Regions from separate parts of the Homo sapiens genome. Here region 2 is linked to region 1. A link is an interaction called in ENCODE POLR2A ChIA-PET data of the cell type or tissue named here. Cell type or tissue: MCF 10A. All regions are shown on one strand. Each heading gives the region's core, and the rest is flanking DNA. Links, peaks and the distances in the headings are about the cores only.

Evidence for each region. Peaks named below come from ENCODE experiments on the same cell type or tissue, not always from the same donor. Only the 100,000 strongest peaks of a DNase experiment are listed, where the experiment ranks them.
Region 2: POLR2A ChIA-PET joins it to region 1 with 13 read pairs; 5 of 35 experiments call an interaction of 5 or more read pairs at or near these places.

Annotation. Positions count from the first base shown.
Region 1 is chr5:135,931,281-135,942,374 of GRCh38, forward strand. It overlaps the pseudogene FBXL21P. Among named protein-coding and RNA genes, the nearest start is that of LECT2, 18 kb to the right of the region's middle. In MCF 10A, for the core only: no CTCF peak of the experiment used is centred there; no DNase peak of the experiment used is centred there.
Region 2 is chr5:136,032,139-136,043,232 of GRCh38, forward strand. TGFBI (transforming growth factor beta induced) reads left to right here. Exons shown (of 17, transcript NM_000358.3): 2 at 1,625-1,723. Among named protein-coding and RNA genes, the nearest start is that of TGFBI, 8.7 kb to the left of the region's middle. RefSeq lists an enhancer at 5,287-5,336. In MCF 10A, for the core only: no CTCF peak of the experiment used is centred there; DNase peaks (open chromatin) are centred at 1,873, 5,433, 6,663, 9,093 and 1 weaker place.

The DNA.
Region 1 (11,094 bases), core at 1,662-9,661:
CAGTTCAGCTTTGTCCCTTGCGTCTCCAAAGGTGTTTTCAATCTACATATATTTGGAAAACTTCAGTTTTCATATGATTTATTTAAAAATAAGCATACATATTATGTTTATTAGGAAGTAAAAATTTTCTTTTTAAGTAGATATGTCCTAGTACCACAGAGAGACTTGAGTGTAGAAAATTGCTAAACCAGTGACAAAATGCCAGAACACTGCAAAGATGGCAACCACTGCTTTAGGAAATATTTGACATAAATATTTTTCATGTTTTGTCTCCTTAATATCTCGGTGATATTTTTATTTGATTTGATATTTTAAAAAGAATTGTAACTTTTAGACTTAGAAGGGAACTTAGAGTCTTATGGGCTGCAAAGTACATAAATCTGTTTGACAACGTCTCCAACAAATTATGTTTTGTCCTTTGCTTGGATTATATTTAGTAGAAAGAGGTGTTGCTCCATTCTTTTGTTGGAAAACTGTGTGTTTTTACGTGTTTTGGAGCGCGAGGCTTCAGCCCTCCTGTCCAGGCCATGCTTCCCCTGCCCTTGCACTGGTGAGTAGGATTCCAGGCTCCTTAACACGGACCGTCTGCCTGGGGCAACAATCTGATTGCTTATCATGAAACTTTAGGAAGGAGATTAAATAAAGGACATTTAATAATTATTTCCCTTTACTTTTGCTGCTCCCAACAAATTTGTCCACCCTTTTCAGATAATTTTGCATCTATGTTCTGTTATCTGTGGTATTCACCTATTATTTCTATTGTTGTGATCACTGAAAACTTGAAACTGTTGAAAGTCACTTCTGGGTATTCATTTCACCAATCTGGAAGAACCTAGTGATGGTGCAGAAGAGAGCTGCTTCCATGGCCTTTAGTGAGTTGGCTGTGGATGTTCAGACAGTCTTCATCTCATCTTCTTTGATAATCTTGCCCTCAAGAATACTGTGGCAATCTCTTAGATACTTCTAGAGGATCCCATTCACGTAGTCACCTGATCTACCAAATTAGAAAACACATCAAAAAAGGCATTTGAGTTAAGGTGGTTAGTGGAGCTCCTCAATGCTAATAAACTTGTTTCATACTCTGGAATTGTGCTGAAGATCCGTGTCCAGCTTGCTCTTTTCTCCCTTTTTGGAAGAATGGCTTATCACTTGATGGAGTCCTGTATTCTGGTTTTGTTCCCTACCTGTCCTCAAAATTCTCGTGACTATGAGAGCCATCATGTTCCTTCAGCAACCAGGGAAGTAATTCATCTGATTCGGAAGACTTCAGTGAACTGATCTGAGATAGGTAGTGGTGCACCATCTTCTTACTGGTCTTGGGTAGCAACTCCCTATTGATATGTCAGTATTATGTCAGTATTCTCACATGAAGAATGGCCTATTGGCACAGAAATTAGCCATAAGTGTAACTCAGGAGAAAAGTTTCTGCAGTAAATAAAATTGTGTGTCATCTGATTTGAGTTAACTAGTAACTCGACTTGTCTTTTATTTTTGGTGTTTCACTGAAAGTGTGCCCTGGAGTTCCTTTCCCTCTACATCTGGAATAAAGGAAGGACAGCCAACCGTGACATTATCTGGAAAACAGTGTAACAGCTGGTGGCAGTGAGGAAATCAAATGGTAGATCGTGAGCTCAAATACATTCCCCTAGCCTGTCCTCCCCAGTTCTGCTTTAGGAGTTGGATTCAGAGAGAAATGGAAAATTAACAGGGGGTAGACAGTAGAGGTTTAAGGGAACTGTTTAGTAAATTAATAGGTTGCCATGTTTAACTCCTCTGTGTAGTTGAGTTTGGTTTACAAAAGTAGTAGAATGTATTTATTTATGTTTACCTTACGACATTTATTCATGATGCCAAGGGTGTGAGTTTTATCCTGCTGTAGACCTATATTACTATTTTCTTCAGTTTCCATAGACTTTCCTGCTAGCTCTGACAAGTCATTTTCCTGAAATTTGGCAAACCTCAAAGAGTATGACTGAATCAATGCCATCTCTATCAATATATATGAAATGATTTTTAAATATGAAGCATATATTCTATTAACAGCAGACTAGTCCAACTATATTCATATGGGAATGATAAAATAATAAAAATCACTCATGTCTGCCTCTTTACTATAACTGTGGTGGTATTATGTGCTACTAAAATCTGGAACTGGAAGATTTACACAGCCTGTAAACAGATAATTGTAGTCATGAATTCCCTCACATTTTTTGTAGTATCTCTCTATAGACATTAATTAAAATACAGATTCTCAGAGTCCATTCACTCTTTGATCCATAGCCTTGGTAAAGCCTCAAGAATAATTCCTGGGAATCATAACAAGATTTCCACTAACCATGCTAATTTTTTGGAATTTGTTTTGTTTTTGTTTTGTTTTACTTTGTTTTGTTTTTGTTTTTAAGACAGGGTCTCACTCTGTTGCCCAGACTGGAGTGCAGTGGTGTGATCTCAGCTCACCGCAACCGCTGCCTTCCTGCCTCAGCCTCCCAAGTAGCTGGGATTACAGGCATGCGCCACTAACACTCAGCTAATTTTTGTATTTTTGTATTTTAAAAAATTTTAAAAAGTTTTTTTAATTTTAGAAATGGGGTTTCACCATGTTGGCCAGGCTGGTCTTGAACTCCTGACCTCAAATGGTGCACCTGCCTCGGCCTCGCAAAGTGTTGGGATTACAGATGTGAGCCACCACGCCCGGCAGGGCTAGGTTTTTTTGCGTGGTTTTTTTTTTTTTTTCTTTGATACGGAGTCTCGCTCTGTCACCCAGGCTGGCGTGCAGTGGTGCAATCTCTGCTCACTGCAAGCTCCGCCTCCCGGGTTCACTCCATTCTCCTGCCTCAGCCTCCCAAGTAGCTGGGACTACAGGCACCCGCCGCTATGCCTGGCTAATTTTTGTATTTTTAGTAGAGACAAGGTTTCATCAATGAACAACAACAAAAAATAGTTTCAGAATCAATAATTTCTAACAAAATCCTTCAATATATAGAGTGATATATAAAGAGCCTAAGCATAGAAATTATTGAATGTTTATTTATGTATTCTGATGAATGTGTTTTTGTGGTATTTCACCAAGATAGGAAGTGAAATCAAATGGAGGTTGGTGAGTACCCCACGGCAACCATTGCTTCGTTTCATGGTTCAGAGTGAACTCTAATCTGGAAGCCTTCCTTAGGTAAGAAAAGCTTGAAAAAGAAATGATCGACTTTTTAAATGGTCACATATCTTTAAGCTAGAATGTTTAGATTAACGTTTTCAAGCTAATAAAGATCAATTTGTCTAAAATATATTTTACAATGTACATAGCTATAAAATCATATGAAGTGTTTGATTTGTGGATGAGCATAATCTTTATGCTCGGAAGATTACACAACTTAAAAAAAATTAAAATATTATTTTTAACAAGTTACTGGTATTAATATAATACCTTAAATTACTTATTGCAATTCTACTATCAGTGAATTGGCAATTTAATGATATCATTAAATAATTTTAACAATCCATGCCACATACAATGAGATTTAATATATAGCACAGTCCCTCTGTTAAGGACTGCAAGGTAGTTTTCTAACCTGGCATTTGAGTGATGTCTTTGTTTTATGTTAGCATCACTGGTTTTCAAGTAAAGGATTCTATTAAGGGTAACTTCTTTATAAAAACTTAGTGAAAATTTATCCATTTTGTTGATTTCCAAATGAAACGGTTGCAAGCAAAATGTCAATGACTGTGCTCCACATCAGAGTTTAGAATCCAGCATCTGTTCTTGTACCTTACAGCATTAAGGAGTTAGCATTGAAGAGTAGTAGATCGGGCCTTTTAAAATAGCACATGCTTTGAATTCTTGGTAGTCAGCAGTTTCACATAGTCTACGTAGTACTGCTGGACAGGGCCTAAGTCATGCATGTAACTGGTTTAGTCAGACTGAAATGTGTGTAGTAGCTCTTTTGCCTGATGCTTGAGATGCAGCTTTGTAACTATTTTTGCTTTTCATTTCAATTTTCCAAACCCTAAAGATGATTTTTCATTTTGTTCAATGACTTTATAGGTCATTCCTGCTTCTGGGATCCAACTCTATGTTGTGCTTAAGAAATGTGTCACATCAGACAGAGTGAATCACAAGACAGAGATATTTACCTATCACATAAATATTTTATTAGATTTCAAGGTATGTTTCAATTATGACACTGAATCTTTCATGTGTACATTCCTAACATTGCAGGGGTTAAAGGAGGGTTATATAGTTAACCAAAGTTCAATAAAGTTCAGAACCACTCTTACCATTATTTTGCCTTTCAAATAATTGTATACTTAAAATACTTTGTATTCTTACATAAAATATACGTACAAGATGACCATATATACTTGGACGTATCTGGACTTCAAATTTGCTGGAACTTAATTGCGTCCCAAGCTGGCTAATACCTAGAGATTCATCATTTCTGTTTGGAGGGTAAGAATGCTCATTCCCTGTCTGCTTTACTGGAGAGGATCAGGTGTGTTGCTTGAACTAAGACTTTGTCCCTGCCATATCTAACTTCTCTGAGCTCCTGTGTCCTGGCTGTCGTCTGAAAATTGTTGCAGATCATTTGAGTTTTTGTTAGAATTGTGCTTTGACTTAAGTAATGAAAACAGTTCAGAAAACTGCACTGGACAATTTAATATAGCAACACAGACTGCAACTAAACTATCTGCTGGCACTTTAATACTCACAATGATCATATAGGTACTTTTCTTGTTGGAGATGAGGAAACTGAGGCTTAGAGTAATTTGTTCTGACAAGATCATATGGTTAGTAAGTAGCAGAGTAGGGACTTATCTAGACCTATGCTTTTAATTGTGTTTTACTATCTCCCAGACCTCCCATGTTTTTTTTTTTTTTTAAGGACAATCGCAATGTGATACTTCCTTCTTTGAAAGAGATAAAATACAATAATTGACTAGGAAAAAAAAAACTTGGGACATACACTGCTTCCTTGGACATTTCCTCCTGGAAGCCTCCCAAGCCACCTCTTCCACACACAAACTCAATCACATGCATCCTCTTTTCCTTCTGTTGAAACTTGTCCCAACTTTGGTCATAGCATTTATCACTGTATTTCACCATTTTACCATAGCTCTTTGAGAACAGGTTTGTACTTATTTATCTCTGTATCCCCAGCATGAGGTAGCACCTATCCATGCATGAAAGTGGAAGATACCTACTAAAATTGTATTAAACAATTTTTCATTTTCTAATGTTATTCTGTACAGTTAGAGTGCCAATATTTGGTGGAAATGTGAAAAAACTATCAGAAACTGAACATTTTCTAATGTTTACAGAATGAAGAGGAACAGTTTATCTGTTGAGAATAAAATTGTCCAGTTGTCAGGAGCAGCGAAACAGCCAAAAGTTGGGTTCTACTCTTCTCTCAACCAGACTCATACACACACGGTTCTTCTAGACTGGGGGAGTTTGCCTCACCATGTAGTATTACAAATTTTTCAGTAACTTCCTTTACTAGATCGGGCCTGTGCATCTTCTGTATGTAGGAGGTGGAATGAAGTTTTTCATATTTCTGACCTTTGGAGAAAGTTTGAATTTGAACTGAACCAGTCAGCTACTTCATCTTTTAAGTCCACTCATCCTGATCTCATTCAGCAGATCATTAAAAAGCATTTTGCTCATCTTCAGTATGTCAGCTTTAAGGTAAGAAAAATAAGCATTAAATGGAAACCATGACTTACATTTCGTTAACAATGCTTTTGTATATCTAGAGCCTTATTTTGAGGCAGTCAGTGAATTTTGCAAATCATTTTATCCAAAGAGGTTTCCTGTTTTTCTGCAGTTATTTGCATCGATTGAAGTGTAGAACTTGAACCGTAATTGAAAAACTTAAAATGCAGTTTCCATCATTTGTATGCTGTTATTAAAATTCAGGTAATTGTAAAAGATTTGAAAATATGAACTGCTTGGAAAGCTAATTTGTCATCATCTCTGTTTTTCGTTTTATCATCTCAGACATTTTGTATGAAGAAAAAATACTCATTTATATGATAGCTCAAAGGAATGAATAAAATTTTGCAACTGAATTCTACTAAATAATTACATTGCCAGTATTTCTGATAAATTATCTTCAGGAAATTATTCGAGATTAAAAATTGTCTGTCTAGGTTGACAGTAGCGCTGAGTCAGCAGAAGCTGCCTGTGATATACTCTCTCAGCTGGTAAATTGTTCCATCCAGACCTTGGGCTTGATTTCAACAGCCAAGCCAAGTTTCATGAATGTGTCGGAGGTAAGGATATTATGCGTTTTTGGTGAGCTATACTAAAATCCCTAAAGACTGCCAAACTAGGCAAAAGCCATTTTTTTCCTAAAGACAGACCATCTCCTATTTGTATTCAAAGTATTATTTAAAGCTGTTTTCTGTTGACTAGCACTTATTTTTGCAAAAATAGTTTATGCATGTTTTCATTCTTTAGATATATTTTGTAACTGTAGTCATGGTTACCACAGTGTCATTAATATAAAATTTGGATATTGTGCTTATTCTACTTAAATAACAATTTATGTAGTTACTTTGAACATAGAGCATGTAGAGGCAATAGTGGGTGTTTTTCCTGTGATTCTGTGGCCTGTCTTTTGGAGGTGGAACAATATAATATTTAACTAAATGAACTACGCTTGTTAGCATGATGTTTACATTCATGCAGTAGAAACTCCAAAACAAAAGTGGTTTAAAAACATGATCAAAGTATATTTCTCTCACATTAAAGAAATTGATAGGTGAGACAGTCCATAGCTGGTATGAAGGTGGTAGGAACCTAGGTTTCTTCCAGCCACTCCACTCTCTCCAGGGTGTTTCTTCAAGATGACCATCTGAGCTCTGACCATCACATCCTTGCTCTGGGGGCTAGGATGTTAGAAATGGGGGAAGAAGGGTGTGCCTTCTCCTTATCAAGGAGACTACCCGTAAGTACCACACAGTGTTTCTGTTTACCTCTAAGTCTGGCCACACCAGATTCCAGGGAGTCTGGGGAATCTTTGAGCTGGGTGGCAGTGTGCCCAGCTAAAAATTGGGACTGGATTAACAAACAAAGGAAAAATGGTTGCCAGCAAGCAGCCAGCCACGCTCTGCCATAGAAACTCATACCGTATTCTCCTCATTCAGGCTTCAACCTGAATGCCATCTCCTTGGAGAGCCCCCCCTTAACCATTGTGAAAATGGCACCTCCTGCTCCAGTAATAATGTACTCTACCATTACATTATTTTTATCTTCTTCATGTCATTCATCAGTACTTGAAACCACCTTATTTATTTAATGTGTTTATTCTCTTCTCCTTATACCAAACATAAACTCATTGAAGGCAGAGATTCTATTTTGTTTACCATTATAAACCCAGAGTCAGAATAGTACCTGATATATGATAGGCATTAAATTATGGTAGTTGGTAAAGCTGGCTAATGGAAATTTTCCTATGGAGGAGGATAGAGGAATAGCAGCCTCTCTCTTATAAACTGAGTCATGGCACTCTTCTAGCAAGTATTTTTGCTGGCCTGTTTATCTTCTAAAGGGATGTGCTGAAAAAAAATGGGTCATTTAGGGATTAGAGTAATGTAAGTAATCTGATGAAATTTACCACTTCTAGTTATTTCCTTGTTTATGAACTACAGAATCCGATTACCCTGAAATTCTTCTTATATTCTAAAAGCTGTCTCTAATGTTGCACATCAGCTTCCAGGGCCAGCTTCTAGGTTAGCTGATGCAGTCACCAGAGCTAGATACCAGGAATTAATTAGCAAGCTTCATTTCAAGCTCTGCCTCTACTGTTTAAAGTAATCTCTGTGGCTTCTGGCAAGACCACAGATCTCTCTGAGACTCAGTTTTTTTAATCTGTTAACTAAGGAAAAATAAAAGTATAGCATTTTGCTAAGCATAAATAGTACTAAACTAATATGTTGCTATTATAATGAAATATGTACTCTAATGTTTTTTAAAGTCGTCCTTCAGGACTAAAGCAGTCAGTTGACAATTGATTAAAGGGAAACTAAACCTTGTATTTATATTCCCCTAATAATTTTGGCACCATAAAATTTACAGAAGAAGTTTAGCCTTGTACCATTTGAAAATATGTGCAAACCGGTTTACAATTAGTATAAATCAATATGTTTTCTTATAAATTAATGAACATTTATAACCAATTTGGTCATTCTGTTAGGCATAATAGAACCTTTGGTAGAATCCAAATTGATTGATTTTAAAAAGGGAAAAGTGATCATGTACAGATTTGGTTTCCAGACTTTCTATCTTTGCCAAAAAATACTGAATCTGAAAATTTCTGAAATTCTACTCATTTTCAGATCAAACTAGAAGTAAGCTTTAGTCTGTCAGTCTTCAAAGCATATACGACTTGGATTTACTTTGGATAATTGGCTAGGAAAAGCATGTCACTGAAGATTGTGAAATCTTATAAAATGAATTAAAACCTCATTTATTCATTCAACAAATTTTTATCATCCATTTGCCGTGCTATGTGCCAGATACTATTTTAGGTGCTAGAGATACGGGAGTGGATAAATCAGATAAAAATTCTGTTTCTTCTAGGGCAGGGGTCAAAAATACTCAGATAGCAAATATTTCAGGCTTTGGGGGCCAAGTAGTTACGCTGTGACTACTCAACTCTAACACTGGAGTCTGAAAGCAGACACAGACAATATTTAAATAAAGGGCATGGCTGTGTTCCCATCAGACTGTATTTAGGGACACTGAAATTCAAGTTTATTTCATGTCATAAAATATTATTCTTTAAAAAATTTTTCCAACCATTTAAAAATACAAAAGGCATTCTTAGTGAGCCATACAGAAGCAGACCATGGGCTGGATTTGGCAAGTTGTCTGTAATCTACCAACCCCTGTTCTAGGAAATAAATATACAATAATCATGTCCTTCTAATATTGAAAACCAAATCCTTAATTGAAGTAATTGGAAGACATGTTTTATGAAATCTTTGAAGCTTTTTTTTCTCACTATTTCATTTATCAATTATAAAAAGTATAAAACTATACTTCATTATAAAAATATCTTCTACTAGAAAATGATTCTGTGGAAACAGCCGTATGTTCATGGTTCTTACTATGTTATCATTAGCATGTATTGATATAGTTTTAATGAATTACTTAAAGCTGTACATTTTAAAATAATGTTTTCATAATTTTTTCTTATTGCCATGCAAGTCTCATTTTGTGTCAGCACTTACAGTTGTTTTTATCAACTCAAAATCATTATCATCAATCAAAATTGAAGATACACCAGTGGATGATCCTTCATTGAAGATTCTTGTGGCCAATAATAGTGACACTCTAAGACTCCCAAAGATGAGTAGCTGTCCTCATGTTTCATCTGATGATGGGTTACATTTTTTAAAGCTAGAATGATATGATATTTTTATTACAATAACTATAAAGATGCAATTTCCTTTTGAAAATTATATACCTATGAAGCATAAATTATTTAAGTTTTTTCAAAAGATTTCTTAATCTGCAAGGTAGGTATAGTTATAGTAAGTTTCTCCTGAGATATTTTAATTTTACATATATACATATGCTTTTCATTATATACATAATACCTCCTGGCAGCCATGCTCTCAGAAGTTGTTATTAGATAGCTATTTTCACAAATAATGAATAATTAATATTAAATTTAAATTTACAAAATATTATATTAGGATCAGTATGATTCTTTGTTCTTGAGAATTTTTCCCAACTTCCCACAGGAATTCTTTGTGTAGCTGACCGTTGTCAAGGCCTTAGAGAACTGGCGTTGAATTATTACATCCTAACTGATGAACTTTTCCTTGCACTCTCAAGCGAGACTCATGTTAACCTTGAACATCTTCGAATTGATGTTGTGAGTGAAAATCCTGGACAGATTAAATTTCATGCTGTTAAAAAACACAGTTGGGATGCACTTATTAAACATTCCCCTAGAGTTAATGTTGTTATGCACTTCTTTCTATATGAAGAGGAATTCGAGACGTTCTTCAAAGAAGAAACCCCTGTTACTCACCTTTATTTTGGTCGTTCAGTCAGCAAAGTGGTTTTAGGACGGGTAGGTCTCAACTGTCCTCGACTGATTGAGTTAGTGGTGTGTGCTAATGATCTTCAGCCTCTTGATAATGAACTTATTTGTATTGCTGAACACTGTACAAACCTAACAGCCTTGGGCCTCAGCAAATGTGAAGTTAGCTGCAGTGCCTTCATCAGGTTTGTAAGACTGTGTGAGAGAAGGTTAACACAGCTCTCTGTAATGGAGGAAGTTTTGATCCCTGATGAGGATTATAGCCTAGATGAAATTCACACTGAAGTCTCCAAATACCTGGGAAGAGTATGGTTCCCTGATGTGATGCCTCTCTGGTAATGGGCTGCCAAAGATTCTGAAATTGTTGTTGTTGTTTTTTTAATCAGTATGATTAGCTGCTTTCTATCTAAGCAAATGTAAATTTTAAAATGTGTTGCTGCTGTATTTTAGGTCAAATATTTGATTGTTTGCAAACTGTCGTGATGGATTGCTGCAGAAACATTTGGAAAAAAATAAGAAATTTGAAAAGCAAGAAATTGCTGTAAATAGGGCACAAGCCCTGTATATGGATTAGATGGTCGATATGCCAAAAACTACAGATGGTTTCTAAGTAGATTTCTCACCTTTCCTTGGAGGCATATTGTAGCTTGCTAAGTAAGTGTGTAATATTGAACTTGGATTCTGTAAAGTTATGTCATTTGCTTTATTACATTGTTTTATTTGATTCTATTTTATCTTGGTATTAATATATTTTATAAAATATAAAATATTTTAAAGCTTATTTAACTATAACATTTTTAGCACCCTATGAGATCATCTTGTGATTCAGTAAAAAACTTCTAATTTCCAAAGTACTTCAGATTCTACTTTATTATATTGAGAGATAATGGACATTCGATTAAAATTTAAAAATACTAATTCATTTCATAATGATACTGAGGTGAAAAGACAAGAGATAGTCATTCTGATTGTTAGTTGGTAGACTATTTGAATAAAGCAGTAAATGTTGCAGGATGTGTTTGGGAGGGAATCAGCATTTGCT
Region 2 (11,094 bases), core at 1,261-9,260, 100 kb after region 1:
GCAGCAAACAGAAACCAGGTATTCAGAAATCTGGAGGATTTGGTCAGGCCCAGCTAGGACTAGGGAGGCATGGGCCTCTGCTGGCTGTGGTCCCTTCTCCAGCCTTCACTTCTCTTGTCCCTAGATCCTTACATGGATTCATTAATGCTCATTGTCCCTCCTGGGCCCACTCACTTTCACCTGTTGAACAAAAAACTGGCCAAGAGGTGACAGTCATATCACCGCAGAAGAGACAGGGCAGAGAAATGAAGGGGCAGAATGGACTCCCACCCAAAAGCCTGACTCTGAATATTTGAGAATTGTTCAAGTTCCTGCAGAGGAATCATGATGGGGACAGTAGGTGTAGTTTTTACTGCAATATTGGTGTCTTCTTAACAAATACGCTGCACATCAAGTGATGTCTGTGGATGGCATTCTTAAAGTAACAGGGAAATTGATGTTAAAGAAATACTTCATCCTTTGGGTGATACCTGAAGTTCTCTGAGCTTGGAGGTCTTGTGAAAGCCCTCAGTATTGTTTGTTTTATTTGCTTTCCTCTGACTTGTGATTCAGTCAGATGCATGCCTGCCTCTGGCTCAGGAAGATCAACCCTCTCCTGACTGACCACGCCTCTCCTGACTGACCACGTAGCACAGCAGCTTCCTTTCCCTAGGGGCTCCTAATGAAGCTTTCACAATCACCTGGCCTGAGCACAGTTTGGGTCAGGACTTGGTATACTTGAAAAAAACATGCAAAACCAAAATCCTGTGGTTCTGGAAAAGGCTTCTTAGCAGAACCCCCAGACATTTACACTCTGCTTTTTCACAGGGTCCCTGAGGATTCTTTGGATCTGGGTAGTTTGGGGAGCAGTATTTTCAACAAGTTCATTTCGTGCTCCTTCTACACCCTGCCTGGATGCTAGGCCCCATCTAGAATGTGAACAACAGAACAAGGCAGAACACTTGTCCTCAAGGTTCTGTTGAGTGTTAGATGCAGAGAAGAGACACCCCCCACCTCCCCGCATCACTTACAGGAATTCTGTTTGGAACCCAACATCAAATAAGGACCGTATCCACTGTCAGAGGATGGGAAGCAGCATGTCATCTGGGACATTGGAGAAAGGCTCCTGGGGGAAGTGGGACTTGAGCTGTGATCTAAGTAATGAACAACTGAGAGTTAAATGGGAGAGCATCCCCTATCAGGGTCCTGAGAGCAACCAGCCATGGTTTAAACCAGCTATAAAGCCTCGGGTTTATAGGATAGACAGTAACAATGGCTTGTCTTTGGGAGCCAAGCAGCTGGTCCAGGCATGCAGAGCATGTCTGTATGGAGAGCTGCCTGAGAGATGCTTTTGTTTACACTTATCAATTGCCCATGTCAAAGAAGGATATGTACATGAAGTTACATCAGTATGTAAGAGAGATTTTAACAATTTTTGCAGGGGAAGCTTTCATGGGGGCTGATGGGAATCTAGGTAAACAGAACCAAAGTCTAAACCCAAGATATCCCCAGTACCAAGACTGAAATGACTCTCTCCTCTATCTCTAGAAAGTTCCAGTGACCCAAGGAGGCAAACACGATGGGAGTCATTAAAGTGGGGTGGACGTGCTGATCATCTTCCTAATTCTGCTGCTTTTGTTTTCAGCCCCAACGTGTGTGCTGTGCAGAAGGTTATTGGCACTAATAGGAAGTACTTCACCAACTGCAAGCAGTGGTACCAAAGGAAAATCTGTGGCAAATCAACGTGAGTATCTGTAACCAGCCAGGAGACCAAGCTGTATGCACGCTGGCTGCAGTTCCCCAGGGCCTGGGCCAGCCTTCTAGAAGGTCAGGTTGCCTAAAAAGCCATGAAGATGCATGTGCGAACATGTCTGGGACCTGCGTGCTAGGGAGTGGCATTTTTAGGAAGCTGGCCAATTTTGTTTTGCATTTTTAAGGCTGCTGACAAGACTTGGAGACATTTTTCAGGGCTGGTTTGGGTTTGCAAGAAACATGAAACACTGCGTGTGTGTGTGTGTGTGTGTGTTTCTCAATCCTCATAAAATAATACAGATATGCAGTGGAGAAGCCACCAGCATGTGACTCTGGAAAAGAAAGCCCATTGGTGAATCTGTACTAAAGAATGCCATCCCTATCTTACAGTCCTAAGGTAAACACCCCAAAAAGACTTAGAGCACTAAACATATGCAGATTATGAGACAGCATAGCATATAATATTTGCACAGACTTCCTCATTCAAACCCTAGCTCTACCTGGGCCAGTCGATTCATCTTTAGAACCCTCCATTGCTTTACCTGAAAAGTTCGTATAACAAAAGGACCCACCTTATGGGGTTGTTACAAGGATTGAATGAAATAATGTACATAAGAGACTGAATATGGTGCCCAGCATATATCAGTGCTCAATAAATGCTAGCTACTATTATTATTATCACCCTAGATTTGCAAATCTAGACCACACAAGCAGAAGTAAGAGTGCCAACGGGGTGTGGACCAGTGTGGTTACAATAGGGCTTGTTGATGTCTGTTTCAGCAAGGAGGGAGGCAGCTTTTACCCCACTGCCCAGCTCCCTGGTGGAATCAGGTGCATGTTCTAACAATTCTGGGGAAACCTAATCTGTTTTGGCACTGTCAACAGATCTCAAAGCTGGCTGTCTCCTATAGCTAGGAAGATGTGTATGACAAATCTCCTGAGCCACTTGTGAAGGCCTGACCTTCCTCCTGTCTCCATACATAATGGGATGATTAAGAAACTCTAAGCCACTCTCTTAAGCACTTTTCAATGTTAGGGATTTTTAAGTTTATTGTTGTGACATTGCTTTTGAGCAGACATCTCCTCCAATTTAATAGCCAACTGAAAGAAGAGAAAATGCTCTTTCCTTAAACTGTATGTGGAAATAAATATTCCAATGTGTGACCCTGATTATGTTAGGCAATTAGCAATCCTAATATGAATTGAGGGAAGTTGGGATTCATGGCACAGCTGGGGAGATACCAGCAGTCCCTGGGAGCCTGTCCAGGGCAGGTCCATGGCAGCTTGCTCCATGCCTGATTGACAGCCCAGCCTGCAAGCTAAAAGTTGAGTGAGCTAGGAGGACACACTGCCAAGATTCAGCTAACAGACACCCAGCGATATTCTTGCTGCTATGAACAAAAGGAGACTATGCAAATTATACACCACCCATTCTTCCAGGATGCCTGACTTAAAAAATAAGAAAAAAGATGGGCCGGGCACAGTGGCTCACGCCTGTAATCCCAACACTTTGGGAGGCCGAGGTGGGCGGATCACAAGGTCAGGAGACAGAGACCATCCTGGCTAACATGGTGAAACCCCGTCTCTACTAAAAAAATACAAAAATATTAGCGGGCGTGGTGGCGGGCACCTGTAGTCCCAGCTACTCGGGAGGCTGAGGCAGGAGAATGGCGTGAACCTGGGAGGCGGAGCTTGCAGTGAGCCAAGATCGTGCCACTGCAGTCCAGCCTGGGTGACAGAGTGAGACACCGTCTCAAAAAAAAAAAAAAAAAAAGAAAAGAAAACCTTTAGTACTGATTGATTTTTTCCCATGTGTGTATATTATCTACTCAAATTAACAATTAATTACTTAATTAAACACAAAGCCAGGCCTCACCTAATTGCTTCTTGGAAGGTGACCAGAGTGCTAGTGCCAAGCAAACAACTCTTCTATATCTCAAGAGCCCTGGGCTTCAGAGGGCCATCTTTTTTGTTAATTCAAGTTTCTCTGAAAATGGAGACCCGTTTATGATGACAAGCTGGCTACAGGGTAGCATCTGCCACACTGTTTCGGGGGTGCCGCTGGGCTGAAGCATTTGCCCAGCTAGTTAACAATAGCTCGATAACATTCCCTATCAGTGTCCAGGCTGAGAATACTGTCAGTGATGAGTCGCCTTGGCTCTTGTACCTGTATCTTTGTGTGCCAGGACAAGGCACAAGCAACAGAGCTGTGTGTTGCCAAAATGTTCCTGATGAGCAGGTCAACCCCTCGGGGGCAGGTTTGGATATGATAATGTGGTGATGTGGTGGCGCAGCTCCCTTACCCAGTGAGCACAAGGGGAGTCCTCTAGGAAAAGGAAGAAATGTCTGGATGAGGTGGGGAGATGGGGTTCAGAGTGGACTCAGGCAAAGCCCGATGCCCAGTCCCAGCTGTTGGCCTAGTCTCACAAAGCCAGAAGGATATGACATTTACATTCAACTCTTGAATTTGTGGCCACTGCTTTGGGCAACTTCAAAGAGAGAAAATGAAGATAGAAAAATATTATTTGATATAAAACTTCTAGGACAAGAGAGGCCCTTCCTGGAACATTACATGTAGTATTAGGAAGGTGGAGCTGCCCTGGAAAAGATCCAGAGAACTCAGAGAGAGGAAGAGGTGGAACCCATCTCTGTTCTTGTAGAGAGCTCAGTAAGAGTGGCTTGGCAGGGCTCCTGTGTACCTGAGACCAAGACCAGTGAGGAGGCTACTGTCTGACCACCATACGGTCAGAATTCAGTGCCATGGGTGGTCAGGTGGGAAGGGGAGAGGACTGTGCTGGCTGGAGTTGATGTTATCCTGGGGAAAGTAGGTCCCTAGATGCCTTTAGTTGAGTGAGGAGCAGACTGGGAAATGGGAGCACAGTAGTGGTTGGGGCAAAAAGGACTGTCTCTGCATGAGGTCCATAGGCAGTTGGAATTTTCTCAGCAAGACTCCAGAGAAGGAGGCTGGAGCAGAGGTGTATGTTGGGATGAAAAGGAGTAAAGTATCATGGGGGAGGAGGCAGCTCAGGTTGTCAAGGGTCAAGAAACCAGAAGGAGAATTTCACCTTGGAAGCAGACAACGGGTACCAAGCATACAGGGGAATACTTTGTGGTGAGAGGTCACACAGAGATACAGGAGCCGACCTGGTGAGACAGGAGCCTGGAGCCACCTGCCTGCTTTTGTGAGGCCCCAGACTCCACTGCTATCATCAGGTGAAGCTCTGTTGCCTGCACACAAAAGCTTTTCTGCATTTACAAAGAGAGAAGGGCCTGAGTTTCTGGTGCAATGCGTCAAGCTGACATATGGACTTTATTACAGGAAGTGGTTACCAGTGGGTCCCTATTTAGTGGCTGTTATTGTGAATTTTATTGTTCGGAAATTCACTTTAGCATTTATTTCAGATCCTAAATAGCACCGGAGTGATACAATGGCTAATCAAACAAAGAGGGCTGTGGGGAGCAGACAGTCAGCATCCCCCTCTGTGATTTCAGGCCCTGGTTTGATTAGTAGCCATAAAATTTTTTACGTGTGGCACTTTGAGCAAAGGTGCAGGAAATTGTGGTCAGGAAGCCTGGCTGCCTCTCGACAGGCTTCCTTTGTGCTAGCCCCAGGGAGAGGAGGCCTATTTAACAGCCAAGTCCAAGTTGACATCATGGGACTGGAATAGTCATAGCAGGAGCTCAGACATCATAAACGTGGCATAGGGAGGGCTGGTGGAGGAGCTAGCGGGTATGGGTGGCAGCTATTCATTCCAAAAGTCTTGAAATTGTTTCACGAGCAACACATTTCACAAGTGCGAAGCCCTTCTCTGGAGCCAAGATGAGCTGGCAGAGCACTCCTGTTTCTCTAGTAGCAAGTGTTCCTTTGCCCAGGGGCAAAAATATTAATACTCCTTCAGCACTGCATTAATGCTTAAAGATTTAACTTTTAAAGAGATCAGCTGGTGCATGGTCGAGCTTTTCCATCAGCTGGCAGGGCTTTTTCAGTAGGTGTCCTTCTGGGCAGGGCACTGGGGACAGCTGACGTGAAGGTGAAGAAGAGCTGTCGTTTTCCTCCCTTATATCCCACAACCTTGGTCCCAAGAGGAAAAAAAAGAAGATGGTGAGAAGTCATCCAAGCAGACCCCAGACCCATACTAGTGCCTCCTTTCCTGTTTCATATCCCTGTGCAGCCAGCTGGGATCTCTTGAATAATCTGCTCTGGGGGCACTGAGATTGGACATACACCAAACAGCGGAGATCGACCAAACGCCTCTGTTGGGCAGTGTTTCCTGAGGGTTCTGTCCCATTCTGTAAACTAGGAGGCTGACTAGCTGACAAGGAATTTTATTCTGTTGGGTATTTACATGAACCTATGTGCCACCTGGGGTAAGACCCTGTGGTAGGTAGAAACATGACTTCCCAAAAATGTCCACATCCTAATCTCTAATTCTGTAAATATATTCCCTTACTGGAAAAAGAGACTTTGCAGGTGTGATTAAATTAAGGATCATAAGAGGGAGAGATTATCCAGGATTATTTGATGAGTCTAATATAATCATCAGGGTACTTAAAAGAGGGAGGCAGGCTGTGCCTGGTGGTTCACGCCTTTAATCCCAGCACTTTGGGAGACTGAGGCGAGCGGGTCACGAGGACAGGAGTTGGAGACCAGCCTGACCAACATGGTGAAACTCCCCCTCTAGTAAAAAAAAAAATACAAAAATTAGCCAGGCATGGTGGTACACACCTGTAATCCCAGCTACTCAGGAGGCTGAGGCGGGAGAATTGCTTGAACCCAGGAGGCAGAGGTTGTGGTGAGCTGAGATCGCACCACTGCCCTCCAGCCTGGGCAACAGAGCAAGACTCCATCTCAAAAAAAAAAAAAGAGGGAGGCAGTGGGATCAGAGTCAGAGAAGGCAACGTGATGATGAAAGCTGACATTTGAGTGATGCAACCACAAGCCAAGGAATGCAGGCAGCTTCTCAAAGCTGGAAAGGACGAGCAATGGATTCTTCCCTACAGCCTCTGTGAGGAATGCAGCCTTTGATTTTAACCCCATAAGGCCGATTTCTGACTCTAGCCTCTGGAATTGTAAGATAATTTGCATGATCTCAAGCCACTAAATTTGTGGTAATTTGTCACAGAAAGCAATGGGAAGCCAACACAGGCCTTATTTGTTGACTTATAGATGCATTTTTCTTTATTTCAATGTACTTTTATCAATGGTCTCATGTAGGGTATTGCTTTCAATGAAGATATTAACATAGTTTCAACTTTAAGGTTTATATCTGGAGTTTCTTTAGAAGCTTCACAACTGACCACTTAGTAAACAGTAAGCATCTGTTAAGTGCTTCTCATATGTAAGTTCATTCAATTCTCACAATCACACTATAAGATAAATATGATTATTAGCCCATTTACAGATGAGGAGACAGGCTCAAAAGACTTTTATGCAACCTGGTCAAAGTCATTCACTGGTAAGCTGAGGAGGTCTGTCCACTTCCTTTTGCTGCCCCCAGGGGGTATCAAGCCTGGCAGTTAGTGTCAGCGACTTAGGAGGTGAACAAGTGAGCAGGCCTGTAGGACCTGGCTAAACTGCCCCAGGTCTCTGTCTACAGCCTCAAACCTGTGGCTGTGGGTCCCAGAGACAAGGCCTCCTCAGCATCAGAGAAGGATGCCTTTGTCTCAGGGTCATCAACCTTCTCCAGGTTGCTCACCCCCTGCTGTAAAGGGGATCCCCAAGACCGCTCATCAGACAAGGAGCTTGGGAACTGAGGAGACACAGTCAGCCTCCAGGAGTGCCCAAAATGCCCTCACATGCTGCATACAGATTGCCACAAATAAAGTACATCCACATTCTGAAGACTCTGTCCTCATCACCAACCAGGCTGGCCCCTGGTGAGGGCTGTAGTGGTTGAGGCCTTTGTTGGTAGACAGTAGGTTAAAGCAAGCCATGATTTTCTATTGGGAGGCTTCAGAATCAGCTCAGCTGTGTTTCCAAGACCAGGAGGGCAGAAAGCAAACCATCCCAGGCAAGCAGTCCATGGGCCATGTCAGATGTCTAGACGTTATGGGTCTGTGTTTGCTCTGCCATTCCTCTCGGAAACTATGATGCCCTGTATGGTTTACCTTCAGTCACAGGTGACTGGCCTACAGGGCCATTCCTTGTTCCAACGACTTCTCGAGTATAATTAATCCCCAGGCATTTACGGCCAGAGCAGCCGGCCAAATCCGTGAAGTGCAGTGGTTGTTTTAAATTATATTAACTTCTTGGAAACTTATTTTAGGGAGAGAAAACTCAGTACTTCTCTCTATCCAATCTTGAGTAAAAATGTTAGAAGGGACTGGTGGAGAGCCTCCCAGACATCCCTACACATAGACTTTGGGTTGACATTATCTCTTTGCACCTTCCTTGAAACTTTCTTCTAAATTAGGTGCCTTCCCTAATTTAGGCACCTTCCCAGTACTAGTCTGTGACCTGTTAGGAACCAGGCCACACAGCAGGAGTTGAGTGGCAGGGAGTGAGCATTATTGCCTGAGCTCCGCCTCCTGTCAGATCAGCAGTGGCATTAGATTCTCATAGCAGTCCGAATACTATTGTGAACTGTGCGTGTAAGGGATCTAGCTTGTGCATTCCTTATGAGAATCTAATGCCCGATGGTCTGAGATGGAAGAGTTTCATACCAAAACCACCCCTTCCCCCTGCCACCATCTGGGGAAATATTGTCTACCACGAAACTGATCCCTGGTGCCAAAAAGGTTGGGGACCGCTGTCCTAAGGGATCTGCTTTTTCTGACCTGAGGTTTTTCTTTATTAGACTGTATCTGGCTGAGGAGAAGCCTGAAGCCTTTAATCGGAACAGCTTTGGCTGATGAGATTAGATTCAGAAACCAACAGATTGGTCTTTTCTATGCAGGGAAGCCTAGGAACTGGGGGGCTATGGCTGGGAAGCCCCCTATTGTTTCCATCCTTTCCTATGTTCATCCTGGAGGAATGGCATCAGACCCATGCCTCTGTGATTGCTCCCAGCCCATCCAACCACAGCATCTATGTTCTGCCTGGGACCAGGGCCAGGGAGCATGGCACACTGAGCTGAGTATAAGGAGAGTGGAGCAGGCCACTGCCAGCCCAGAAAATTTTGGTCAAAGTTGCCTGAAATCTTCTCAGCCTTCGATTCACAGCTGCTCTCTGCTGCTCTGGGGCCATGCAGACCAGTTCAGAAAAGAGTTAATTTGTTGGGGCAGTTGGAGGCAGGTGGACTGCCAGCTTTGACACCTTCCCAGCCCACAGGCTGCTGCACTGGGGCTGAAGGCGTGGCTAACCCCTGCACACCTAGAGAGTGACAGAGATGCCAGACTGGGCAGCAGGAAGGCAAGAGGATTAAGAGAGAGCTTCCTGGCTGAAAGCCACACTCGGTTAACCAGGAAAAAGCCCTTGGCACGAGAAGACTCAGTGGCCTGAGGGACTGAGCCTTGGTTGTTGGGCATGTGCTGCATAAGCCATCCATGTGTGACAGTAGAGTGTAGTCCAGCCACTGTGGGACATGGGTGCTGAAAGACCACATGGAGAGGAACAGTGAGTGCTGACAAGGGCTAGCCTTGATCACTTTGGAGACACCCCCTGTGTCTTCTAGATGTCAGACTTTCCAAATCTGTCTGCTATCCTCCAAACGTGCATTTTCAAGAGCAATGGAAAAAGGATTGGACTTGATGGAATGCAGCAAGAGTCCTAGGTCTGTTACTACCTACCTATGACCTTAAGAAACTCCTTCACCCCTCAGAACCCTTACAGCTTTCTTTCTGATTCTATCCTGAGTTACTCTACTCCAAGCTGAGACTTTTCTGCTTAGATCTATCCCTTCCTCCTAAACCCCCAACCTCCATTTCTCCTGGTGTCTTTCTTTACACACCCCTCAGCATACACACACACCTAGCCACAGGAACCAATGAGTTAATATTTGAGGAGTTGGTTTTCTTTTGTCCTCAATGAGATCCTGGTGAGGCCACTTGAGCTGTTCAGCTCCCTTGCGGTATTTTGGGGATGGAACTCAGAAGCCAACAATATAGAAAAAGAGTCTTTGGCCAGCTTTCCCAGGGGCTCCATGCCATAGAGAGTACTGCACCCGTGTGCACAGGGGGCCCTGACATGAGGACTTTGAGGATAACACTATTCCTCCAACTCTGCTTCAGCATCTCCATGGATTTTCACACAGACACTTTAGGAAAGAAACTAAGTTTGGGGGGACTTGACCTAATCCCACATCACAGCCCCAGTAATACAGCCCTGGAATTTATCACAGAAAGCCTAGAATCCCATGCATATCCCATGCATATGCATCCCTAGTCCTATGGGTTCAAGGCTTGGAGCTCTCCCTGGATTTAGCTGGGAAAAGTTGGCAGACAGTTCTTCTCTGTCTTCTAGAAATATGGACTAGAATCGTGAGTGTGAGATTGCAAGTAACTTTTAAAATCATCTAGTTTAACTTCACCCCATTTCATAGACCAAGAAACTGAGACCAGAGAGAGAAATGGACTTTCAAGTTCACCCTGCTAGTTACTGATGGATCACAAGTCAAATCTCCTGATTCTAGCACTGTTTCTCTTACACCACACCACCTTTGAAAGTGTGTCAATCAAATCTTACTTTAGTTGCAGAGGATGACTTTAGTTTCTGAAGATAAAATTGTGAGTCAATCAAGATGAGTCCCAAGACAATAGCCTGTTTAGCCCTTATAAGTTCAGGGATGAAAGGTTAGAAAGAAACAGGATGGAAGGAGGACTGGAGAAAAAAACAAAAGAGGAAGGAAGGAGGAGGAAGCAAACAGGAAAAAAAAAGAATGTGCATAGCTTGTCACTCCTCAGTCATTTCCTGGGAGCCCATTTCTAGCAAAGTGACAGCTGCAACTCCCTGGCCACCTGAGCATCTTAGCTGATCTGTCTCTGAAACACCCCCTGGAGAACAGATGAATCAGGCTTCATCTTCGCTTAACTAAGTCTTCCCTGAGACGACTCCATTTAAATGAACAAGAGCAGGATTTCCTGGGCACACTGAGAGCACCTTCCAGAGGCCCCTCCAGAGCCCTAAAGCCTGTATTTCTTCCAGTCGGCCTGTTTCTTTCCTGGTGATGTCATTAAACGCCCTTTGAGAGTCCCACAGTGAGCAGTTCTGCGGTAAAACCCGCTGCAATTAAAGTCTGAGTCCTTTCCTGTCTCAAAGGGCATATTCATATAGAAGAAAGGAAAAGGAAGGACTGGCTGTTTGCATTTGGTTCCAGGCCTGTTGAGTAGAGGTCGTGCTCACTCCACCGAAGGTACAGGGTAGCCTTCAGCAGAACCTGGGGATTTGGTTTTAAGCAAGTCTTTCTTAGGTGTGGGCTTTCAGAA